Linked DNA regions of Homo sapiens: all the other regions are linked to region 1. Evidence: read pairs that join two places in POLR2A ChIA-PET (ENCODE). Cell type or tissue: MCF 10A. All regions are shown on one strand.

What was found. ChIA-PET counts read pairs that join two places held together with the same protein. Peaks named below come from ENCODE experiments on the same cell type or tissue, not always from the same donor. Only the 100,000 strongest peaks of a DNase experiment are listed, where the experiment ranks them.
Region 2: POLR2A ChIA-PET joins it to region 1 with 6 read pairs; 3 of 35 experiments call an interaction of 5 or more read pairs at or near these places.
Region 3: POLR2A ChIA-PET joins it to region 1 with 5 read pairs; 3 of 35 experiments call an interaction of 5 or more read pairs at or near these places.

The regions. Positions count from the first base shown.
Region 1 is chr16:55,469,846-55,474,845 of GRCh38, forward strand. No RefSeq gene overlaps it. Among named protein-coding and RNA genes, the nearest start is that of MMP2, 6.9 kb to the right of the region's middle. RefSeq lists enhancers at 1-807, 808-1,698, 4,583-5,000. In MCF 10A, no CTCF peak of the experiment used is centred here; DNase peaks (open chromatin) are centred at 946, 1,806 and 2,816.
Region 2 is chr16:55,559,970-55,564,969 of GRCh38, forward strand. All of the region lies in intron 11 of LPCAT2 (lysophosphatidylcholine acyltransferase 2), which reads left to right. Among named protein-coding and RNA genes, the nearest start is that of CAPNS2, 4.2 kb to the right of the region's middle. In MCF 10A, no CTCF peak of the experiment used is centred here; no DNase peak of the experiment used is centred here.
Region 3 is chr16:55,566,172-55,571,171 of GRCh38, forward strand. All of the region lies in intron 11 of LPCAT2 (lysophosphatidylcholine acyltransferase 2), which reads left to right. It overlaps CAPNS2 (calpain small subunit 2), which reads left to right and starts at 513. Exons shown (of 1, transcript NM_032330.3): 1 at 513-1,516. The coding sequence starts at 586. The coding sequence ends at 1,332. In MCF 10A, no CTCF peak of the experiment used is centred here; DNase peaks (open chromatin) are centred at 1,420 and 2,160.

The sequences.
Region 1 (5,000 bases):
ACTAAGAAAAAAAAGGGGGAATGAAGCATATTTGAAAAGAGAGAATCTCAGACCTCCACACAGCTCTGAAAAGTATCAACCCACCCAATGGGGAGCTCTGGAGAAAGGATAGAGTCCCACATTTAGGCAGATACACCAGGCTCTAGCCCCCTGCCGTGCTTAACCATTAGCTGGGGCTTGACTGAAAGGAGGATGGCTTAGGCTTAAAGGCTGAGGCTGTCATTTCACTGCATTCTGCTGCTGAATGGCAAGTTCTTTCTTTTTCTTTTCTTTTCTTTTTTTTTTTTTGAGACAGGATCTTGTTCTGTCTCCCAGGGTGGAGTTCAGTGGCGCAATCTTGGCTCACTGCAACCTCCACCTCCGGGGTTCAAGCAATCCTCCCACCTCAGCCTCCTGAGTAGCTGGGACTACAGGCATGCACCACCACTCCTGGCTAATTTTTAATGGAGATAGGGTTTCACCATGTTGGTTAGGCTGGTCTCGAACTCCTCACCTCAAGTGATCCACATGCCTCGGCCTCTCAAAGTGTTGGGATTACAGGCGAGAGCGACTGAGCCCGGTCTGCAAGTTCTTTCTTAAAAGAAGACCCGAGCAGCCACCTTTATGGCCCTCACCACAGGGTTGCTATCTTTCAGGAATAGAGAGAAGGCTAGTGTGGCCCAAGCTGAAAGATCAAGGGAAAGAATGCAAAGATAGAAGCCAGAGCTGGGCCCTCCTCTTTGCCTCCCCAGGTGGCTCTGCACCTCCCACCCTCAGACTGCATTGCCCAGCTCCTGTGCTCCCTGGGATGGACTGGGTTCTGCCAATGGGAAGCCTGGCAAAAGATCAGAAGGAGAGAGGAGAATAAAGTCAGTGTGTTTATTTCCGGATTCCTCCTGGGAGGTTGCCTGGGGCTGGCTGCTTCATTCATGGCCTCTGCTGTGTGCAATTTTCCCTCCTTTTGGGTTCCAGGAACTGCTCCCTCTGGTCAGCCCTCTGGGCCTGGTGCTTCTGGCCCAGGTCCCTGCGTGCCACCCCTTGGCTTCCCTTATACCCTACCCCTGTGCTTTGGAATTAATCCATCATCAGTAAGCTCTCCTCGAATTATCCTTATCCGGGAGGGCCATCTGCTCCCTCCTGGGATCCCGATTGCTGCAGAGAGGTCACAGCAGGGTGTGGAGGGTTCTGCAGGCTGTGGCAAGGAGTTGTGGTTTTATTTAAGAGTAAGTCAAAGTTGGCAAAGGGTTTTAAGAACAGTAACCAGGACTTCTGAGCCTCTGGAGCTTGGAATCCATGAGCCTGGTGTTGAGGAGCCCAGCAGAGAACCTAAATCTTCTGGGATGTCTTGGCCCTGGGGAACGCCCTGCCTCTGCTCCTTAAGGGCTGTGTGTTCCAGCCCACTTTTGGGCCCTTGAATGCTTCTCAGATGTACCTGGGACCTGTGACAAAACCAAGGAGGGCAGGGACCTCGGGTAGAGGGTCTCTGTAGCCTTCATGCTCTTTCTGGCCTTTCCTTCTACCCTGGGGACCACCCCACCAGCCCTAACTCTGTTTACTGAGCCTGCCCTTCCATCTGCTCATATGTATGGAAGAATCATTCATTTCTTCAACCATTTATTTGTTCAACAGATATTTATTGAGTACCTACTATGTGCAAAACCCCGTTCTAAGTACTGGAAACACAACTGACATTCTAGTTCAGAAGTCAATAAAGAAGTCAGAAATAAAAGTTACAAGATTGTTTCAAGACAGCAGTAGCTTCCAGAAATGAAATAACACAGAGGTGACTCATTTTAGGGGATGACTAGTCAAGCAAGGCTTCACTGAGGAGGCAGCACTGGAGCTGAGACCTTAAAGATGAGAAGCTTTGCAGTTTCTTATCTTTAAGATGGGAGGTTTCTCGGCTAAGAGGTTTCTCAGCTAAAGTCTTTCACTGTTTCAGTCAAGACTTTCAGGTTGCAAGTGACAGAAACTCAACCCAGGCAGCTTTAAGCAAAAAACAAAACAAAACTCAAAGTTGAGAGGAGGAGATTTATTGGCTCACAAACTAAAAAGTGAAGGATACTTCTGGCTACAGGCAGGGCTGGGTCCAGGGTTTCCACTGATTTTTTGGCTCTGTTCCCATTGGTGAAGCTTCAACCTCGGGAAGCCTCTATCTAACCTTAAAGGTAGCTCCACGCTTAGGTCAGACCAACTTCATTTACAGGTGAAAGTGTAGGTGCATCCCAAATAGAGGCATAACTCCTAGAGGTTGCAAGTTCAATTCCAGGCAGCCACCATGAAGCAAATATTGCAATAAAGCAAGTGACACACAGTTTTTGGTTTCCCAATACATATAAAAGTTATGGGCAGGGCATAGTGGCTCACACTTGTAATCCCAGCAATTTGGAAAGCTGAGGGGGGAACATTGCTTAAGCCCAGGAATTTGAGACCAGCCTGGGCAACATAGTGAGACCCTGTCTCCACAAAAAAAATCAAAAAAATTAGCTGGGCATGGTAGTGCATACCTGTGGTCCCAGCTACTCGGGAGGCGGATGTGGGAGTATCACTTGAGCCCAGGAGGTAGAAGCTGCAGTGAGCCATGATTGTATCACTGCACTCCAGCCTTGGTGACACAGTAAGACCCTGATTATAAAAAAACCAGTTATGTTTACATTACATTATAGTCTATTAAGTGTGTAATAGCATTATGTTTAAAAAAAAGTACATACTCTAATTTAAAAACACTTGATTGGTAAAAAAAAAAAAAAAAAAAAAAAAAAAAAAAAAAAAAAAAGAGCACCATCATCTGAGCCTTCAGTGAGTCATAGTCTTTTTGCTGGCAAAGAGTGTTGCCTCATTGTTAATGGCTGCTAACTGATCAGGGTGGTGGCTGCTGAAGGCTGGGGTGGCTGTGGCAATTGCCTAAAATAAGACAACAATAAAGTTTGCTGCATTGATTGACCGTTCTTTTCACAAAAGATTTCTCTGCAGCATGCAATGCTGTTTGATAGCATTTTATCTACACTAGAACTTCTTTTAAAATTCAAGTAAATCCTCCCAAACCCTGCCACCACTCCTTTATCAACTAAGTTTATGGAATATTCTAAATCCTTTGTTGTCATTTCAACAATGTTCACAGCATCTTCACCAAGAGTAGGTTTTTGTCTCGAGAAACCACTTTCTTTGCTCATCCATAAGCAGCTCCTTATCCATTCAAGTTTGATCATGAGATTATAGCAATTCAGTCACATCTTTAGGCTCCACTTCTAATTCTAATTCTCTTGTTATTTCTGTCACATCTGCAGTTACTTCCTCCACTGAAGTCTTGAACCTCTGAAAGTCATCCATGAGAGTTGCAAATGACTTCTTCCAAACTCCTGCTAATGTTGATATTTTGACCTCCTCCGATGAAATCATGAATGTTTTTAAGGGCATCTGAAACGGTTAATCCTTTTCACAAGATTTTCAATTTACTTTGCCCAGATCCATCAGAGGAATCACTATGTATGACAGCTATAGCCTTATGAAATAAATTTCTTAAATAATAAGACTTGAAAGTCAGAATTACTCCTCGATCCATGGGCTGCAGAATGGATGTTGTGTTAGCAGGCATGAAAACATGAATCTCATACATCTCAATCAGAGCTCTTGGGTGGCCAGGTGCCTTCTCAATAAGCAGTAGTAGTTTGAAAGAAATTTTCGTAAGGGCCCAATATTTTTGAATTAGCGGGCAAGCATTGGCTTCAACTTAAAGCCACTAGCTGCATTAACCCCTGACAAGAGAGTCAGCCTGTCCTTTGAATCAGGCATTGACTTCTCATCTCTAGATATAAAAGTCCTAGATGGGATCTTCTTTCAGTAGAAGGCTGTTTCATCTACACTGAAAATCTGTTGTTTAGTGTAGCCACCTTCATCAATGGTCCTAGCTAGACCTTCTGGATAACTTGCCGCAGCTTCTCCATCAGCACTTACTGCTTACCTTGCACTTTTATCTTATGGAGACGGCTTCTCTTCTTAAACCTCATGAACCAACCTCTGCTAGCTTAAACTTTTCTTCTGCAGCTTCCTCACCTCTCTCAGCCTTCATAGAGTTGAAGAGAGTTAGAGCCTTGCTCTGGACTAAGCTTTATCTTAAGGGAATGTTATGGCTGTTTTGTTCTTCTCTCCAGACCACTCAAACTTTGTCAGTATCAACAATAAGGCTGTTTCACCTTCTTATAATTTGTGTGTTTACTGGGATAGCACTTTGAATTTTCTTTAAGAGCTTTCCTTTGCATTCACAACTTGGCTACCTGGTGCAAGAGGCCTAGTTTTTGGTCTCTCTGGGCTTTTGACATGCCTTTCTCACTAAGCTTAGACATTTCTAGCTTTTGACGTAAAGTGAGAAATGTGCAACCATCCCTTTCACCTGAACACTTAGAGGCCATTGTAGAGTTATTAACTGGCCTCATTTTGATATTGTTGATTGTAGGGTCTAGGGAGGCCCACAGAAAGGGAGAGAAATGAGGAATGGCCAGTCAGTTGGTAAAGCAGTCAGAACACACACATTTACAAGGGTGATTTAGTTCACCCTTGTATATGGGCACAGTTTGTTTTCACTCACGTCCATCTGAAGAGACCACCAAACAGGCTTTCTGTGAGCAACAAGGCTGTTTATTTCACCTGGGTGCAGGCGGGTTGAGTCCAAAAGGAGAGTCAGCGAAGGGAGATAGGGGTGGGGCCGTTTTATAGGATTTGGGTAGGTAAAGGAAAATTACAGTCAAAGGGGAGTTGTTCTCTGGCGGGCAGGGGTGGGGGGTCACAAGGTGCTCAGCAGGGGAGCTTTTGAGCCAGGATGAGCCAGGAGAAGGAATTCCACAAGGTAATGTCATCAGTTAAGGCAGGGACTGGCCATTTTCACTTCTTTTGTGGTGGAATGTCATCAGTTAAGGCAGGAACAGGCCATCTGGATGTATACGTGCAGGTCACAGGGGATATGATGGCTTAGCTTGGGCTTGGAGGCCTGACATTTGTGGCACTTCAAAACAATTAACTAGTAA
Region 2 (5,000 bases), 90 kb after region 1:
TGAGAATTATATGCTTTACTTTTGGCTTCTCAATGCAAGTATACTTGGGAGATGCACAGAGGAAACAGAAAGGAGACTGTAAAATTAAAATGTAACTTTTTAAACTAGAGCAAGGGAGTAATTAGTGGCCTCCTCCAAGAGCACAAGGAAGTAAAGAACAAGGCTTTGTAAAAAGAAAATTGTGTCAGACCAATTTAAATTCCCTCTATGACAGAGTGACAGTCCAAGATGATAAGGAAAACCAAATAGATTTCATCTGTATGGACTCTAGAAAGGCTTTTGATTTCATCCAACATGACATTCTTATCAACAAATTAGGAAGGTCTGGTCCAGATCATATTGCAGTTAGATGAAGGCCCCACTTGACAGAAAGGCTTCATCTAAAGTGGGAGTTGTGAGTCCTTCTGTGTTATTCTAGACGAGGTTCAGTTCCCCTTGGAATTCTGTTTGGAAAGCAACATACTTAATAGGTTGCAGTCACCACACAATATGTCAAAGTGGGAATAAGGGTAAGTGAGCATGTCTTTAAAAGTTGTAGAACCAGACCCAGATAAAGAAAGATTAAATTAAATTAACATATAGCATAAAAAGGTATAGGCACCAGAAGGAAACTAAATACAAGAATGATGTTGCTGTCACAAATCTAGATTCACAGAATTGTAGAGCTAAACAGACCTTTGGGTATCAAATTGCCCATCTTCTTCATTTTGCAGAAGATTGCCAGCTCAAGAGAGGAAGTTACATGCCCAAGGCCACACAGCTGGTTAATTGCAGGACTGAGACTAGAATTCCTAGTTTGGTATTCTTTTTTACTACAAACTGTCACTATTTTTAAAAAATAATTCTCTTGAGGCATATTTTACATATCCTAATTCACCCAAGTATACAATTCAATAATTTTTTTTTTGTAAATTTACCAAGTTGTGCAGTCATCAACTTTCAAGCAGTTTTAGAACATTCCCATCACCCCAGTATGATTTTTTATGTCATTAACTGTTAGTTCCTGTCACCTACTTATCCCCTAGCCCTAGGCAAGCACCAATCAACTTTCTATCTGTATAGATTTGCCTTTTCTGGACATTTTATATAAATGGAATCCTATAATGTATGTCTTTTGTGTCTGGCTTCTTTCACTTAGCATAATGTTTTAAGGTTTATCTATCTTGTAGCATGTATCAGTCATCATTTTATTGCCAAATTGTATTCTTTTATGTGGATATATCGTATTTTGCTTATCCATTTGCCAGTTGGTAAACATTTAGGTTGTTTCCATTTTTGGACTATTTTGAATAATGTTTTTAATAACATTGTGTCTCATTGTGTACTTTTTAAGTCTAATAACTTTGTTCCCCAAATTGGGACTAAATTATCCATCAGATGTGGCTTCTTCCCCTCCTATACTTTTTTTTTTTTTTTGCAGATATGGATGGTAGAGTTCCCACAGACAGCAATTAAGGTTGCTATTAATGTTCTAATAAATAGCCATAGGGGATTAAATCATCCAGAGGAGAAAAAGCTTGTTAATCTAATAATAGTCTTTTATTCTATGATGGCTTATGAGAAACTGTTAGCCAAATGCCCTCCATCTTCACGGAAAATAAATGAGAAGAATTGGATTTAAACCACAGCAAAAAAACACTTCAGATGGGCACAAGGAGGCACATTTTATATGACAGTCGATATTATCAAGTTAATTTGCAATATTATAAAAACAAAGTTCATGTAATTTTCTCTGAGAGAAGCTTATATGAATGGGTTTAAATCTGTCTAAAGCCAGATGGCCCCTTGTGATTCCCTAAAAGGAAGAGAGTTCTTTTGTGATACTTTTGCTGAGTAGTTAAAGAAGACATTTGGTTTTTGGTGTTCACAGAGGCCATTTCATTGTGCCTATGAGAAATAAAATCAGTTGTTGGAAAGTTTTACACAAACCACTCAGTGTGGCAGAAGACAGGACATTGCTCTCATGTCCTAGACAGAGCGATGTCCCTTGGCTACTATTCTCTCCCTAATAATAGCTAGAATAATCATTATTCAGTTCTAGAATTACATAATTTCCAAAGTAATTTCACATCTAATCTCCTTTTGACTTTACATTTGAGCTGTCAGTAGTTTCTACAATTACTTGTGAGAGAGACTCTGCCACATAGCAGTTCAAACCCCCTTCCAATCTGATTCCATTTTATTGATCTCCCTTTATCTCTCATCACTCCTAGCAATAGAGTCTCATCTCATTGTACTATTCACCATCTCTTGAATACCTCATATCCTTTAGCTCTTCTGTGTTTTTGCTAGACTGTCCTTTTATATCCCTTATCTATTTGGAGAACTCTGAGACTCAGCCTGTAGTCAGGCCTACACATGATCTCTTCTATAGGTAAATGTTCTCCTTTCCTTTGCCTCAGTAGAATTCATTGATCCCTTTTTGTGTGCCTATACTTGTTTGATATCATAGGACAGTGTACTAGCTGCGTGACCTTGGATAACTAGCTTAACTTTTCTGAATTTTTCTTACCTTATCTAAAATACATTTGTATCTTTCAGAGGAATTCAATGAAACCTAAATACTAAAACATATATATACAAATATAATAGATTAGTATTGATAGTAGAAATGTGAACACAGACTTCATATTATAATTATACCAGTTTCCTGTAGTTCTACTTGATTTTTGAGCACAGCCATCCTGCTTTATTCACCTTTGTAACCTAAGTACTGAGCCCAAGTCCTGATACATAATAAATCAGATTGAATCATTTGAAGTAAGCAAGGGCGATATTATTATTATCATTTTGTAGATTCGAAATTGAGACCCCCAAATGCTAAGTAATATAATGACTTAATCATTAAGTCCTAGCTACTTTTCCCCAAGTTCCCCAGTAGAACTTCCAATAACCTCTGGAGGACCTGTACTCTGACTATAACTAGTATTAAAGGTAGGATTTCTCAAAGTATTATCCAGGCTACCTGTTACAGACTGACTTCTGAAGATGCTTATTAAAAATATAAAATCAAATCTCAAAAATATACTGTTGAGGGGGGAAAAAGCTAGACACATAAAACCAGAAATGAAAGAGAAGACATTGCTACCAATTTTACAGAAATAAAAAGGATGATGAGTGAGTACTACGAACAACTGTATGCCAACAGATTGCATAAGCTAGATGAAATTGTCAAATTCCTACACAACCTACCAAGACTGAATCATGAAGAAGTAAAACATATGAATAGACCTATAACTAGCAAAGATATTGAATCAGTAACCAAAAACCTCCCAACAAAGAAAAGCCCAGGACCAGTTGGCTTCACTGGAAAATTCCACCAAACATTGAAAGAAGTACTAACACCAGTTCTTTTCAAACTCTTCCAAATAATTAAAGAAGAGGGAATACTTTCTGATTCATTCCATGAGGCCAAAGTCAGATAAAAACACTTGGAGAGAAGAAAACTACAGACCAATATGCCATATGAACATGGATGCAAAAATCAACAAAATACTAGCAAACACAATTCAACAGCACACTAAAAGTATTATACACCATGATCAAGTGGGATTTATTCCTGGAATGCAAGATGGTTCAATATATGAAAATCAATTAATGTAACACAGCATATTCTCAGAATGAAGGGGAAAAATCACATGATCATCTTAACAGATGCAGAAAATGCATTTGACAAAATTCAGTACTCTTCCCTGATAAAATCACACAACAAACTAGAAGGAAAGTGCCCCAACATAATAAACACCATATATGAAAAGTTGATAGCTAACATTGTGTTCAGTGATGAAAAGACTGAAAGCTTTTCCTCTAAGATCAGGAATAAGACTAGGATGCCCACTCTCATGCTTCTACTAACATGGTATTGGAAATCATCGCGAGAACAGTTAGGCAAGAAAAAGAAATAAGAGGCATATGAAATAGAAAGGAAGAAGTAAAATTATCTCTGTTAACAAATGATATGATCTTATTTGTAGAAAACCCTAAAGATTACCCCTCACACATACAAAACACAGAACTAATTAAGGGACTTAGCAATGTTACAGGATATGAATCAACACACAAAAATCAGTTGCATTTTATACACCAACAATGAACAATTCTGAAAAGGAAACTAAGAAAACAATTCCATTACAATGGCATAGAAAAAATTAAAATACTTAGGAATAGACTTCAAGAAGGAAGCTAAAGACTTGTACACTGAAAACTACAAAGCACTGCTGAAAGAAATTGAAGAAGAGACAAATAAATGGAAAGATATTCCATGTTTATGGATTAGAAGACAATATTAAGAGTCAGTACTTCCCACAGTGATCTACAGATTTAAAGCAATCCTTTTCAAAGTCCCAATGTTTCTTTACAAAAATAGAACAATCAATCCTAAAATTCATAGGGAATTTCAAGGGACACTGAATAGCCAAAACAATCTTGAAAAAGAATAGCAAAGTTGAAAGCCTGACATTTCCTCATTTCAAACCTTACTTCAAACCTACAGTAATCAAAACAGTGCAGCACTGGTTTCAAGAAAGACATATAAGCCAATGGAATAGAATAGAGATCCCAGAAGAAACCCTTGTGTATATGGTCATATGATTTTCAGCAAGAATGCCAAAACCATTCAATGGGGAAAGGACGGTCTTTTCAACAAATAGTGCTGGGAAAATTATATATCCACATGCAAAAGAATGAAGTTGGACCCTTAACTTACACATATACAAAAGTTAACTCAAAATGGATCAAAGATCTAAACATAAGAGCTGAAACTATAAAACTCTTCAGTGAAAACAGAGGAAAAGCTTCATGACACTGGATTTCTCAATGATTTCTTGAATATTACGCCAAAAGCACAGGCAGCCAAAGAAAAATAGATAAATATGACCACATACAAATTTTAAACTTTTGTGCATCAAAGGACACTAACAACAGAGTGGAAAGGTAACCTACAGAATGAAAGAAAATATTTACAAATTATATATCTGATAAGGGATTAATATCTAGAATAT
Region 3 (5,000 bases), 96 kb after region 1:
TGGAATCAGAATCTCTGGGAGTGGAAATTCAGGACCTTGCATTTTAAAAATCTCCCTTCTAAATTTTTCTTAAGACTACTGGATTTTGAGAATCTTTGCTAAAGGAAGAGGATTAAATATTCTTCCAATGCCCAAGATTTCTTCAATTCTATTCTAACAATAAATATTTCTTAGAGAATAAATTTTTGATTTCCTTGCATCATTTACCTTTTTCCTGTTAGGAAAATGCACATCATTTTTTAGGTGCTGAGACAGAGGACTAAGAAATCAATGACATAAAAATGCATACTTTAATATTTTTTCTTTAAAACTATTATCCTAAGGTGTCCTACATACTATAATTTATAAGTATCTGGAAGAGTGAAAACAATTTTATTGAGGCCTTGTAAAATATGGCAGGTGCTAGGACCTCATGGAACTCAGGTATCTTCAGTAGGATGTGAAACATCACATCATGGGGCGTGGTGCAGTGTAAGCAGGTAAAGAAAAGCCAGTTCTTCCACATGTAAACTACTTGAACTCCATTTCATCTTTTTTCATACCATCTCTAAGATTGCTGCCGCATTTGCTTGTTAAACTGAAAGCATGTTTCTTGCAAAGGCTCTATTGGAAGGAGCAGATCGAGGTCTTGGAGAAGCTCTTGGAGGCCTCTTTGGAGGAGGTGGTCAGAGAAGAGAAGGAGGAGGAAGAAATATTGGAGGGATAGTTGGAGGAATTGTGAATTTTATCAGTGAGGCTGCAGCAGCTCAGTATACTCCAGAACCGCCTCCCACTCAGCAGCATTTCACCAGTGTGGAGGCCTCAGAAAGTGAGGAAGTTAGGCGATTTCGGCAACAATTTACACAGCTGGCTGGACCAGACATGGAGGTGGGTGCCACTGATCTGATGAATATTCTCAACAAAGTCCTTTCTAAGCACAAAGATCTTAAGACTGACGGTTTTAGTCTTGACACCTGCCGGAGCATTGTGTCTGTCATGGACAGTGACACGACTGGTAAGCTGGGCTTTGAAGAATTTAAGTATCTGTGGAACAACATCAAGAAATGGCAGTGTGTTTATAAGCAGTATGACAGGGACCATTCTGGGTCTCTGGGAAGTTCTCAGCTGCGGGGAGCTCTGCAGGCCGCAGGCTTCCAGCTAAATGAACAACTTTACCAAATGATTGTCCGCCGGTATGCTAATGAAGATGGAGATATGGATTTTAACAATTTCATCAGCTGCTTGGTCCGCCTGGATGCCATGTTTCGTGCCTTCAAGTCTCTGGATAGAGATAGAGATGGCCTGATTCAAGTGTCTATCAAAGAATGGCTGCAGTTGACCATGTATTCCTGAAGTGGGAACTGAGAAGTCAAGATCCTCCCTGGAGGACAGGACTGAAAACCTTGCCAAGCTGTACACAGTTGCTGATACCCTGTGCAACAGCTCTCATTTCCTGGCAAGCTCTTTCACAACCCTACATATTTCTGATCATGTGCTGCCTTTTACTGCTGAATTAAAACAGATATTTCACGAAAAATGTTCTGAGTGGTTTGTATATCAGCTTTTTGAGATTTGGATTTATATGGACTTGCATATATATGGTGGGGAGGTTGTGGGGTAGAGTTCTAATGGAGTAGATTTTAAAAGGTGTTGCTTATTTAGTGAATAAATTCCAAGGAGTAGGAACTTTATTATTGTTGTTATTGTTGTTAAGAATGAATTTTTTTAATCCTAGAATAAATCAAGAAAGCCCTCAGGAGATACATTTTCCATTTTAAAAAGTTGAGGAGAGAGGTTCAAAATCTGTTTTTCTTGTAATTTTATACCTGGTTTTCCCATTATGTAAAAAAATGAAAAGTGCTTTTTAGGAAACTTATTTAACCATAAAGAAACAGGTTCAGACAATGAAATTAAGCAGTTTTATATAAGGGTAGCATTTTTTTAAATGATGGAGCTACTATCTAAAATTCTAAAGTTCTTTAATTCTGTTTCTTTAGTAAAAAAAAGCACTAGCAATTTTGTTTTGATACATTTGTAAAGAGAGTCAAAGACATTGAGGAATAAAACAATATGCTCATAGTTCAAAAATGTCTCTAGCTGCCTTAATGAATCAAAATGTTTGCTCTTACACGTACTTCATACAAAATCAGGCATGCCCTGTTGACGTTAGCCAGCTCTTGTCGTGTCTTGTCCTGCCTTAGAGCAAGGAAAATTCTTTTGTTCATCTTTGAAAACTACAGGCAGGAAATAAGCAGCAAACAAAGAAAAACAAAAAAAGAAAAACACATGAACAGTAATCAGTTAAATGGAATGTAAACCAATATAGAGAACACATATTGCTGACTATTGCAATTATTCTCAGCCCTGGCTGCAATTTGGAATCACTGGGAGAGCTCTTTAGGAATACTAATACTTGAGTCTCCAAATATGTTAAATAAGACTTTTTAGAGGTGGGGCCCAGAGATGAATATGTTTAAAGCTCCCCAAGTGATTCTAATGATCAGCCAAGGTTGACAGCCTTGATTGCTTTGAAGTAGGGCCACCTCACAGTATTTTTCAAGCCTGTCTCAGCCAAAACTAAGGCCATGCAGGAGAGTCAGTGTTGCCAGCATTCAGGAGAAGGAAGATAGAAATACCAAGAAAATGCCACCCAAAAGCTGGGGTAGTTGTGCCTTTCTTGCGTACAGACCTTGGTTTGGCTTTATAATTTTGATAATAGGCTAATATAGCAGAGCAAACAGAATCCAGGATTCCGGTGCCAGTAGACACAGCTAGAGAGGCTACATTTGCAAGTGCTTGGTTCCTCTGTCTGCTATTTAATTGGTCTCTACCCATTCTGCTTCTCTGATTTTTAATGCATTGTCTCTATCCCAGGCTACTTTGGAGGGTCATCCCGAGTTTGCAGATAAATTCTTCCTTCCTCTTTGGACTCATTTAGAAGAAAGTTGTAACTATGGAAATGATGTAACTAGCCTGTTAACATCCCTCAGCTTCCTGTTAGAAATCCCCAGTGAAATGTGGAGAGGTTGGCTTTTGACCTTTGTGTTCACCATCATCACCATCATACAATATTTATGAAACACCACACACATATAATTCTGAACTGAGCCAAGCACAGAGATCACATCCACTTTCCTCAAGGGACTTGTAATTTAACCTTGGTCTGGTGTGCTACTTAGACCAGGTGTGGTTACATAAGAAGGAGGCTGCTGCCAGCAACCACACATTAATAACAATCTCTCTATTTTAGAATAAGTCCAGGAATATGTTAGGCATGGATGTAGTAAAGTAGCCAAGAAAGGGGAAAGCTGCCAGACATCTTTTAAATTCTCAGAATATTAGGTTTATAATTTAACCTTTCCATAGGATGGTTGTGGAAAGAACAATGTAACCACATTTTTGTTCCTCACTTTATTGTAAATGTTTCATAAAAGTTAAAACAATCATCTCACACTAGGAGTGGTATTATTGCCCTTGCTTCTCAAGTTGAGGGATTACCTACTTTTACAATTCTCTTCCAGCATGCTCATGGAAAAACACCCTGAAATTACCTAAGTTTCTCTCCTTTTCTCTTCTGAATTTGTATAAGTAACCTCAGACATCAGAGTGGATACTAGAACTAAAAAATCTGGACTTTTTCCAAGTAACCAAATATTTAGCATTGTGTAGAACCAATAGCCTAGCAAGTGATTGAATTTCTTAGTTTTCATTCAATATTTGATGTTTTAAAGGCACATTTTTAATGTTAGAAGCAATATTTAACTTGACACCTTTTTAAAAATTTGCCTGCTCTATATGCAAGACTATTTATAGCCTAAGATTTATATAATTCATATAACTCCATGCCATTATTCTTAAATTTCTGACATTAAGTAATTTAATCAATGTAAATTGAAAATCATACTCAGTGATAAAAATATGTGAAATTATACATCTACATTTTTAAATTTCAAAAGATCCCATGTGATTTTGAAAAGTAACTTTATCTTGATATAATCCACTAAATTTTATAACCTATAAAAAAGGAAAAAGAATCATGTGCTCTGTAACTATGAACAGCAAACTACCAGAAACATTCAAAATTTTTATGTGATCTTAAAGGTCACTTTAAAAATATTTTTGGGTAGCGGTGCATGTGTTTTTAAAAGTTGGTTTATCTAGCTACCCCAGTCAGAAATCTTATCAGTACTGGCTAGGCATGGTGGCTCATGCCTGTAATCTTAGCACTTTGGGAGGCTGAGGTGGGCTGATTGCTTTGAGCCCAGTAGTTCAAGACTAGCCTGGGCAACATGGCAAAACCCCGTTTCAACAAAAAAATTTAAAAAATCCCCACAACTAGCCAAGCAAGTTGGCGCACACCTGTAGTCCCTGCTACTTGGGAGGCTGAGGCGGAGGATCGCTTGAGCCCGGGGGGTCCAGCCTGAGTGACATAGGGAGACCCTGTCTTGAAAAAACAATTATTTAAAAAAATCTTATCAGTAGTATTAAACAACTACCCGTATAGTGGGGACTTAAAAAATATTTGTGGAGGCACTTACAAAGTATGGATATCTAATGTGCCTACTGATCTTGAAGAACCTTCAGAATTGCTTTTTAAAAATATTTAAGTATATTAAAACAATTTTATTCCTAGAAACTGATTCAATTATGTATATGGGTAGAAATATGCTCTTAGAATATTCAGTTAAATCGAATACTTCTTCCTGTACTCTTCTGTACAGCTCAGAATTTACTGTATTTTAATAATAATACTCCTTTGGATTTATAGAGTATCTCTGACGATGTGAAGACTTTTTTCTGTTGGTTGCTGCCAAGTAAATTCTGTTTTATGTAAACGTTTTAAAATTATTTTGACAACACTGATTATCTCTCATTTACAGGGATGATATATTTCAGTTATAACATCAGAAGGAAAAATAGTCCCTCTTCTTGGGAGTTTATCATTGCAAAATGTATTCAAAACCATATCCTTAAATTTTACTAAACATAAAAAGTTATAAAGAGTATCTAATTCCACATGA